2 separate regions of the Mus musculus genome follow, and region 1 is linked to region 2. A link is a contact called in ENCODE POLR2A ChIA-PET data. All regions are on one chromosome and are shown on one strand. Each heading gives the region's core, a stretch centred on a gene start or an enhancer-like site at or near the end of the contact. The rest is flanking DNA. Distances are from core to core; before and after follow the strand shown. Region 1 holds the start of Ppp1r8 (protein phosphatase 1, regulatory subunit 8). Region 2 holds the start of Sesn2 (sestrin 2).

Region 1 (3,802 bases), core at 678-3,177, 330 kb before region 2:
ACATGCTGAAATTATTCTCCACTGAAACCTCTTGGGCCAGGTCTGCACAGTTCAAATCAATCTCATCATATTCCTATTAGGATGGCCCATTAAGCAATACTTAGAGCATTCCATTGCTTTCTAAATTCTAAGTCCCAAAATCCACATTCTTCCAGACAAAAACATGGTCAGGCCTATCACAGCACTACTCCACTACCAGTACCAACTTCTGTCATAGTTAACCTTTTACTGCTGTGAACAGACATCATGACCAAGGCAACTCTTTTTTTTTTTTTTTTTTAAGATTTATTTATTGTTATATGTAAGTAAACTGTAGCTGTCTTCATACACACCAGAAGAGGGCATCAGATCTCATTACGGATGGTTGTGAGCCACCATGTGGTTGCTGGGATTTGAACTCAGGACCTTCGGAAGAGCAGTCGGTGCTCTTAACTGCTGAGCCATCTCGCCAGCCCGACAAAGGCAACTCTTATGCTGAAAACATTTAATTGGAGCTGGTTTATAGGTTCATAGGTTCAGTCCATTATCATCAAGGCTGGAGCATGGCAGCATCCAGGCAGGCATCGTGCAGGAGGAGCTGAGAGTTCTACATTTTCACCTGAAGGCTGTTAGTGGAAGACTGACTTCCAGGTAGCCAGGATACAGGACTTAAAGCCCAAGCCTACAATGATACACTTATTTCAACAAGTCCAAACCTCCAAATAGTGCCACTCCCTGGACCAAGCATATTCAAACCATGACATGTTCTATTGCTGTTGCTTACTGAAACCTGGAGAATTTATTATTATTATTATTATTAATTTTACTGTCTAGCAGGGCATAGTGTTGACTACCTTTAACCCTGTATCTCAGGAAGCAAAGGCAGATGGAATTTCAGATATGTGCTGCCACACCCTCCAACCATTTGTTTCTTTTAAAAACTGTGAAGTCATCATCCCATCTTTCTGCAAAAGTGAAAAAAGGACCATCCACTGCATACGAAGGAATGGTATGTTGTCAGAAACATATGGGACTAGTAGAGCCTGGCTTTTGGCTTTACATAGACTCAGGTTCGAATACCACTCCTTGTAAGGTGAGGCTAGAGCCTCTCTTCTGGAATCAATCTGTCTTGAGTTTTGGGAATACCAAGTGAACTGATCCATATGAAATACATACTTCCCCATAAGCACTCAATAGACAAAACCATTACAACCAGCAAGCTAATGGCTTAGAGGAAGATGGTAACCCTAATGCTTCCTATGTCACTATGACCCACAGAGAAAAATCCTAAGGGGCCATGAATTAAACATTTTTGAGAATTGGTTAAGTTACTAAAAATTGGAGGCTTTTTTTCCTTTTGAGTCTGTGCCTTGCAGCAGTTTGTCCAAAGTTTTCAAAAACAGACTACATGATTTCTGACACAGTCGCCTAATCTATAGATTCTCCCAGATCTAAGAAAATTACTGGTTTTGGGGAATTGAATCAGTGGCCTCATTCGCGCCTGCTGAACACACTACCACTGAGCCGTACACATCAGACTTGGGATCAGAAAGGACAAATGAGTAAGGATTCTGTTTTCAGATGCAGTGTTTCGAAGGAAGGCTGGAAAAAGGGGGAAAAAAAAAGCCATCACTTCTTATCTCTAGCCATCACCTGCTTATCGCTAGATGAAGCCCGAGGGGGTGGGTAGCTGGGAGTTAATGCAGATTGCAGAGCTCTAGGGTTTCTGGCGGAAAACGCAGCGCGAAAGCCGCATCAAGGTACAAACCACTCCTGACCCCGTGACCAAGGAGACACCCGCCCCCAGCCTCTCCAGCAAACACTGCAGACTTCAAACCCAGCCCCTGATGCCCTCCGCCAGAGGCGCTCCCAGGAGAGCGTCCTTGCGTTGCGCGTGCGCACGCACGCGCTGCGCACAGGCTGCTGGGATGCCGCCTCTTCCCTCCCGAGCTCTTAGTTTCCCGGCGTGCTTCAGACCCGCCAAATGGGAGGGGGAGACGCAAGATGGCGGCAGCCGTGAACTCCGGCTCCAGCCTCCCGCTGTTCGACTGCCCGACTTGGTGAGTAATGAGGTTTCTGGGACTGGAGCGGCTTGGCGTGAGTTAACCCGGACAGAAAGGAGAAGGTTGTATTTTTTTTTCCTCTTCCTTTTTTTTTTTTTTTTTTTTTTTGCGATGAAACGAACGTCTCAGAAAGATCCTGGAATGATTGAGGGAAAACTGTCCGCTGTGAGGGGCCGGGCGACGTGTGGAGGATCCTGGAGCTGGGGCCCAGGCTCTGCGGAAACCCGAGTTTTGGGGGCTCGAAGGTATTCAGTTTATACAGCGCTTGGGAGGTCAGCCGCTCACCGGGGTGCTTCAGGCCTTGGCCCCTAACTTGCCCTAACTCATCACTGAGTGCCCGATGCTCTCGGGGAGCATCAAACCTTCCCCGGGTGCTGAAGGTCTGGAGCGCGCACGAGCTGGCTTCCCTACCTCAGTCCAACCTGATGCTGCATCCCTCCGTGGCTGCTGCACCCTCCAAGCGGACTAGGTGCTCCTTGCGGGCAGGGATGGCGCGGGACTGTTCCCCCTTGTTCTCTGACCAGACCAGCACGAAACCCGGTACAAAAGACAGCAGAAGTTGTTAGCATACAGCATTTTCATCCCCTGGGAAGTTCAGAGAAGTAGTAGGATGGTTTCCGCGTTGAGTGGGGTGCAAGATGAATGAATAGGAACTGCTTTGCACGAGGATGCATCGGGGTTAGAGCCCTTTCTGCTGTTGCGGCTCTTCCTGGTTATTAACGTGTTACCTCTCGGGCTTCTGTTACATTGAGATCTTCAAGGGCAAAAACCCTTGCATCATGCTCAGCTCCTAGGCCTGAGTCAATCACATGGTAGGATATTCAGACAAAATATTTTGGCTTTAATGTTCATTTTAATCTGTATCTCGAAGCAAATGGGCTTTTGTTCGATGCACTGTCCTTTTAGCCACTGCCATGAGAGATTGGAGCGGAGCTGTGAGATGTCTGTGTTGAATCTTCAATGAGATAGACTCGATATCGTTTCTTCTGTGCAAATGTAAGGGCCCTGGAAGGTTCAAAAGAACAAGCCCAGGAAGCGAATGAATGCTTGGCTGTTTCCTGGATTTCTTTATTCTTTTAACATATCCATGTGCTTCAGCCTACAAATTCTTTATCCACACTGGTCCCTGGCTGCACTTATTTCAAATTTGGGCCAGCCAAATATAAAGAGACTCTTTCTTTGAGATCACCTGTCATTACCTCAGGGTCTGGTGTATACCAGGAACTGTGTCAGGTGATTTGACATTTGAGCATCCATCCCCTTGAATGATGAAGCGAGGTATAGAAAACAGTCTGATGACTTAGATTTTTTTTCACAAACACCTGTTCAGGGTGCCCCCACACCTCCCTCCCTTTGGAGCTTGGTTTCGTGGGCGTGGTTTTGATTTGCTCTAGTTCCCTAATTACAGATCTCTGATTTGGTACCAAGAGTTCATCTGGGTAATGTTTTTTTGTTTATTTTGTGATGAGAATGATATTGATCAGCCCCCAAACAAACAATTTTTGTTATTTGGTTATTTTAACATATATTTGTTTTAAGGCAAGATCTCTATATGTGATTCTAGATGATCTAGAACTCACCTGTTATACAAACTAGGATGGCCTTGAAGTTGCAATGGTCCCTCTGGTGGGAATTCACATGTGTATTTCTGTACCCAGCAAAACAACTGGTTTATTCTTTCTTTATATTAGGAGTAGTAAATCTTAGATGAAACCCCAGGTTAGACCAAGCATGCATCACAATGTAATTTAGCACAGGGA
Region 2 (3,895 bases), core at 1,008-3,507:
GTACTGAAAACAAAAGTATAATATGCCATGCCACTGAGGGAGTGATCCAGAGATAGACATGATTACTGCTTTAAGTGATGTTTTCCACAGCTTAATGCAGTCAAAAAAAAAAAAATGCAGTGTGGTTGACAATCAGTTTTACCTTTCTAAATGGAAGTGTCTTCACACATGGCTGGTAATAAAGTCCATTAACTGGAAGGAAGGGGTAAGGCTTGTAAATGCGGTACTGAAGCTCCATGTGTTTGGTAAGCAGAGCCAGGAGGAGGTTAAAGGTGTTGAGGAGCAGGGGCAAGGTGACTTTTCAGCAGGGCTGAAGGGGGCTTCCGGAGGGAGCAGCATCTTGAAGGCTTCACTCAGGCCCCCAACAGGATGAAAGCTCTAAAGGCTCCCTGTCACTTCAAGGAGTAGAACTTGCAGAGGAGTATTGAAAAAGTTGAAGGATCATGGGTGTGACAGATAAGACTGAAGATGTAGGCTGAAACGTATCTTGGCAGGCCTTGAGGATCCACCTAGAGGTTTCACTTTATTCAGTAGCTGATGAAATAATACTGAAAAAAAAAATGTAGCCTGGCTACTGACATTATTGTTATTTCTGTTCGTGTGTCTGTGTGGTATTGGGAATAGAATCCAAGGCCTTGGGGTCCTAAGTGGACACTGTAATATTATCCTCTATCCTCATCCCACAGAGTATATGCATTTGTTTGTTTATTTGTTTTTGGTTTTTTGAGACAGGCTTCTGTGTAGCCCTGGCTGTCCTGGAACTCACTCTGTAGACCAGGTTGGCCTTGAACTCAGAAATCCACCTGCCTCTGCCTCCCAAGTGCTGGGACTAAAGGCGTGTGCCACCATGCCCGGCTGAGTCTATGTTTTTAAGGAGAAAGCTGAATCTGATATAGAGTTGTTTAGAAAAGAATTAACCCAAAGGGATATTCAGTGGCCAAGGGTATATTATTAGAAGCACGTTGTGCCAGGTGGCATAAGGTAGAAAGAAAAAAAAAAAGTCTAAATGTAGACACTGCCCTCAACAAGTTTATAATAAAAACTTTCAGATAAGACAAATACACAGAATATGACAACACAAGTTACAGTATGGAAAGTATTAAAACACAGAGAGAAAGGTCCAGCCCGAGTTTAGGGCTCTAAGGAGCATGCAGGTGAACTCCCTTCCCTACAGAAGGCATTAGACCAAGTCAGGAGATCACCTTTGGTATCATAAGCCTAAACTCAAGACTATTTCAGGCAGGAACTGAGAGGATTAATCAGCTCCAGCTCTGTCTAGGACTCCTTAACCAGAATAAAGAGAAACTTGAAACGGGAGAGGCCTGAAGAAAAACCGCGAAGGAGATGAGTAGAAGTGAATGGGTGAATCAAGGGTAAAGTGCTGAGATCTGGATGGAAGAGGTGAGTGTAGGGAAGTCATGAGAGTGAATGTCTAGAGAAAAAGAGGGCTAAAAACAGAAACTAGGAGAGCACCCACGTTTAGGGAGTGGATGGAAAAAGAGGAGTCAGAGAGGAGTGGCCAGAGGGAGAAGTGAGAAATAGATCAAGCCAAACACCTAAGTTACAAAGTTTCCATGAGTGCCTGGAGGGTGGAAGGCGGTGTGAAGGCACCCAAGGCAGGACAGAAGAGGGGAAATTGTAGCAATGAGGATTGAGATTAAATTTGAGATTGTCAAGGGTATTTCAGTGAGGGCTTTTCCAGAGACTCCACAAATAAGGTGATTTCCTTGGTTTAGTGTTTCTGAAGGTGCAGATCCCTCAGGGCCTGAGGGGACAGGGTGGTGGCTCTTGGCTTCAAATTTGTGGGTTTTGATCTATAATTAGAAGAACTGGATGTGTGTGGTTAGAACTCTCTGCAGACCTAACCAGTCCCTCCAGGAACTGGAAAGCTGAAGAACTTACTCAGAAGGGATTTCACACCTGGCTGTCTGGCCCAGCCCCGTGAAGTCCCGTTTCATCACGCAGCCCTAATGACTCCTTGGGCTGTCACTCTCATCTGGTATTGCCAGAGACCTGACTAACGCCTTCATGCAAAAGTTTGCAGCATCTGTGCGAGGCCAACTACAGCTCCCAGAGTTCCCAGGCGCTTGTCGATGCTGATTGGACGGAAGGTTGGCTCCGGAGGGAGGTGTCGGCTCCGCCTCCCCGAGAAACAGGCATCTGATTGGCTGCGCCGTGGGACTTTTGTGTCCCCGCCCTCCCCCAGGGACCGCAGCGGGCTGACAGAGCCGGGCGAGCGCTGGCAGTTCCGTGGTGGGGATGGTGAGGAGCGCCGGCTTCCCGAGCAGCGCTGGCCACTGCGGACTTCCGAGGCACTCCGGGCCGTGAAAACCTCTGCGCCGCGGCCAATCTCAGGCCTCCGAGGCCGGCCGCAGTTTTCCAAGCTGGGCTGAAAGGAGTGTCTATCGCCGTAGCGCCGGTTCTCCTAATCCCGAGAGACAGCCCGGGGATCTCGAGCTTCCCCGGCGACCCCTAGTCCCGGCCTCCTGTGCGCGCCCGACCTAGACCCCTCGGGTGTCCCAGGCGCGGACGAGCCGCGGCCGGGTCCTGGCGTACACCATGATCGTAGCGGACTCCGAGTGCCATTCCGAGATCAAGGGCTACCTGCCGTTCACCAGGGGTGGTGTGGCCGGCCCCGAGACCCGAGAGGTAAGCAACAGCCGGGCGAACCCGCTCTCCTCCAGCCACCGCCGAGCTTCGGGCAGACCCGGTCTAAGTCTGGTGCGCTCCCCCCGGGCTTAGGGTCTGAGAGCACGTAAGCTAGGGCTAGGGTTGCATCAACTGCAGCCTCCGCTCTCCCTTCCCCTCCCCACTGCCCTCTCTCTCTTTACCCTCCCCACTACCACCCTGGGAGGGAGGGGGATGCGGAGCCCTCCCTGGCTCCTTCGGACTCCTGGCCAATGAGAGGGGACGCCTTCTCGTGGCTCTTTGGGTTTGTTCTCTGCTAAAGCGAGCGTCTTCAAGTCCAGGCAAATCCCGGCCGGAGAGACCCGACCACTCCTCCTCCCCGCCCCCTTCCGCAGAATCCCTTCCTCTCGGTGGGGGCAGGCGGGCTGGGAGCTCTTTCTAGGATCGGTTTCTGGTCCTGTCGCTCAGCGAAGGGAGTAAACCACCTGGGACTGACCAGGGAAGGTCGATTCCCTTTTTCAGTCCTTACCTGCACCCCCGATCTGGAGACTGGTCCGAGTGCTTTATGGGTCTGGCTGGCGGCCTGATCCTCGGCGGCGGCAGCCTGAGAGAGCTAGGGGAGAAAGCGGATAACCCTTGGTCCCTTGATAGATTGCTTCCTATTAAATTGTTCTGGGGTCCTCAAAGTTTGTTTTGCTGTCTCCTCAGAGCGTAGAGAGACTTCACAGGGAGACAAGGTATAATGCCAGTATAAAGCCCCCGTCTCCCTCCCAGCAGTCTCGATAGTGGACATAGTCTATGTCGTGTATGGAGCACCTACTAGATGCCAGGATATAGGTTTTGTCTGACAAAGACAGCAAATACAAAACGTATTTTAACCCCATTTTACAGAATGAGAAAATTGAGGCCCGAAAGGGACAGAGAGAGGCCTAGCCCTCATTCTCTGGACTGTGTGTGACTAGGATTTTGGAGAATGCTTGGCACTGCAGAAGATACTGATCCTTTTTGATTTTCTAAGCCTAGAGCAGTGTGGAAGGTCTATTGCCGGGGCTGGAAATAGGTACAGTGGTAGTCCCAAGGTGTATGATCTTAAAACCAGCCCATGTCTGAGGAAATGTCTTGGGGGGGGGGGGTCGTTGGAGGCAGCCATCAGTCTGTTGCTTCTTCATATGGTTTAGGAATCTGTATGCAGAAAGGACACCTCGCCTCAGCCTCTTTGCTGATAACTTTTGTCTGCCTTGTGAACAATGTTGTTTTTGTTAGTGAG

What was found. ChIA-PET counts read pairs that join two places held with the same protein, here RNA polymerase II (POLR2A).
Region 1: POLR2A ChIA-PET joins it to region 2 with 21 read pairs in embryonic stem cell. The contact joins the promoter of Ppp1r8 here to the promoter of Sesn2 in region 2. POLR2A ChIA-PET finds 5 or more read pairs at or near these places in 3 of 5 experiments (Patski and embryonic stem cell).

The regions. Positions count from the first base shown.
Region 1 is chr4:132,841,294-132,845,095 of GRCm38, reverse strand. Ppp1r8 (protein phosphatase 1, regulatory subunit 8) reads left to right here and starts at 1,927. Exons shown (of 7, transcript NM_146154.3): 1 at 1,927-2,039. The coding sequence starts at 1,984.
Region 2 is chr4:132,508,818-132,512,712 of GRCm38, reverse strand. Sesn2 (sestrin 2) reads left to right here and starts at 2,257. Exons shown (of 10, transcript NM_144907.1): 1 at 2,257-2,649. The coding sequence starts at 2,560.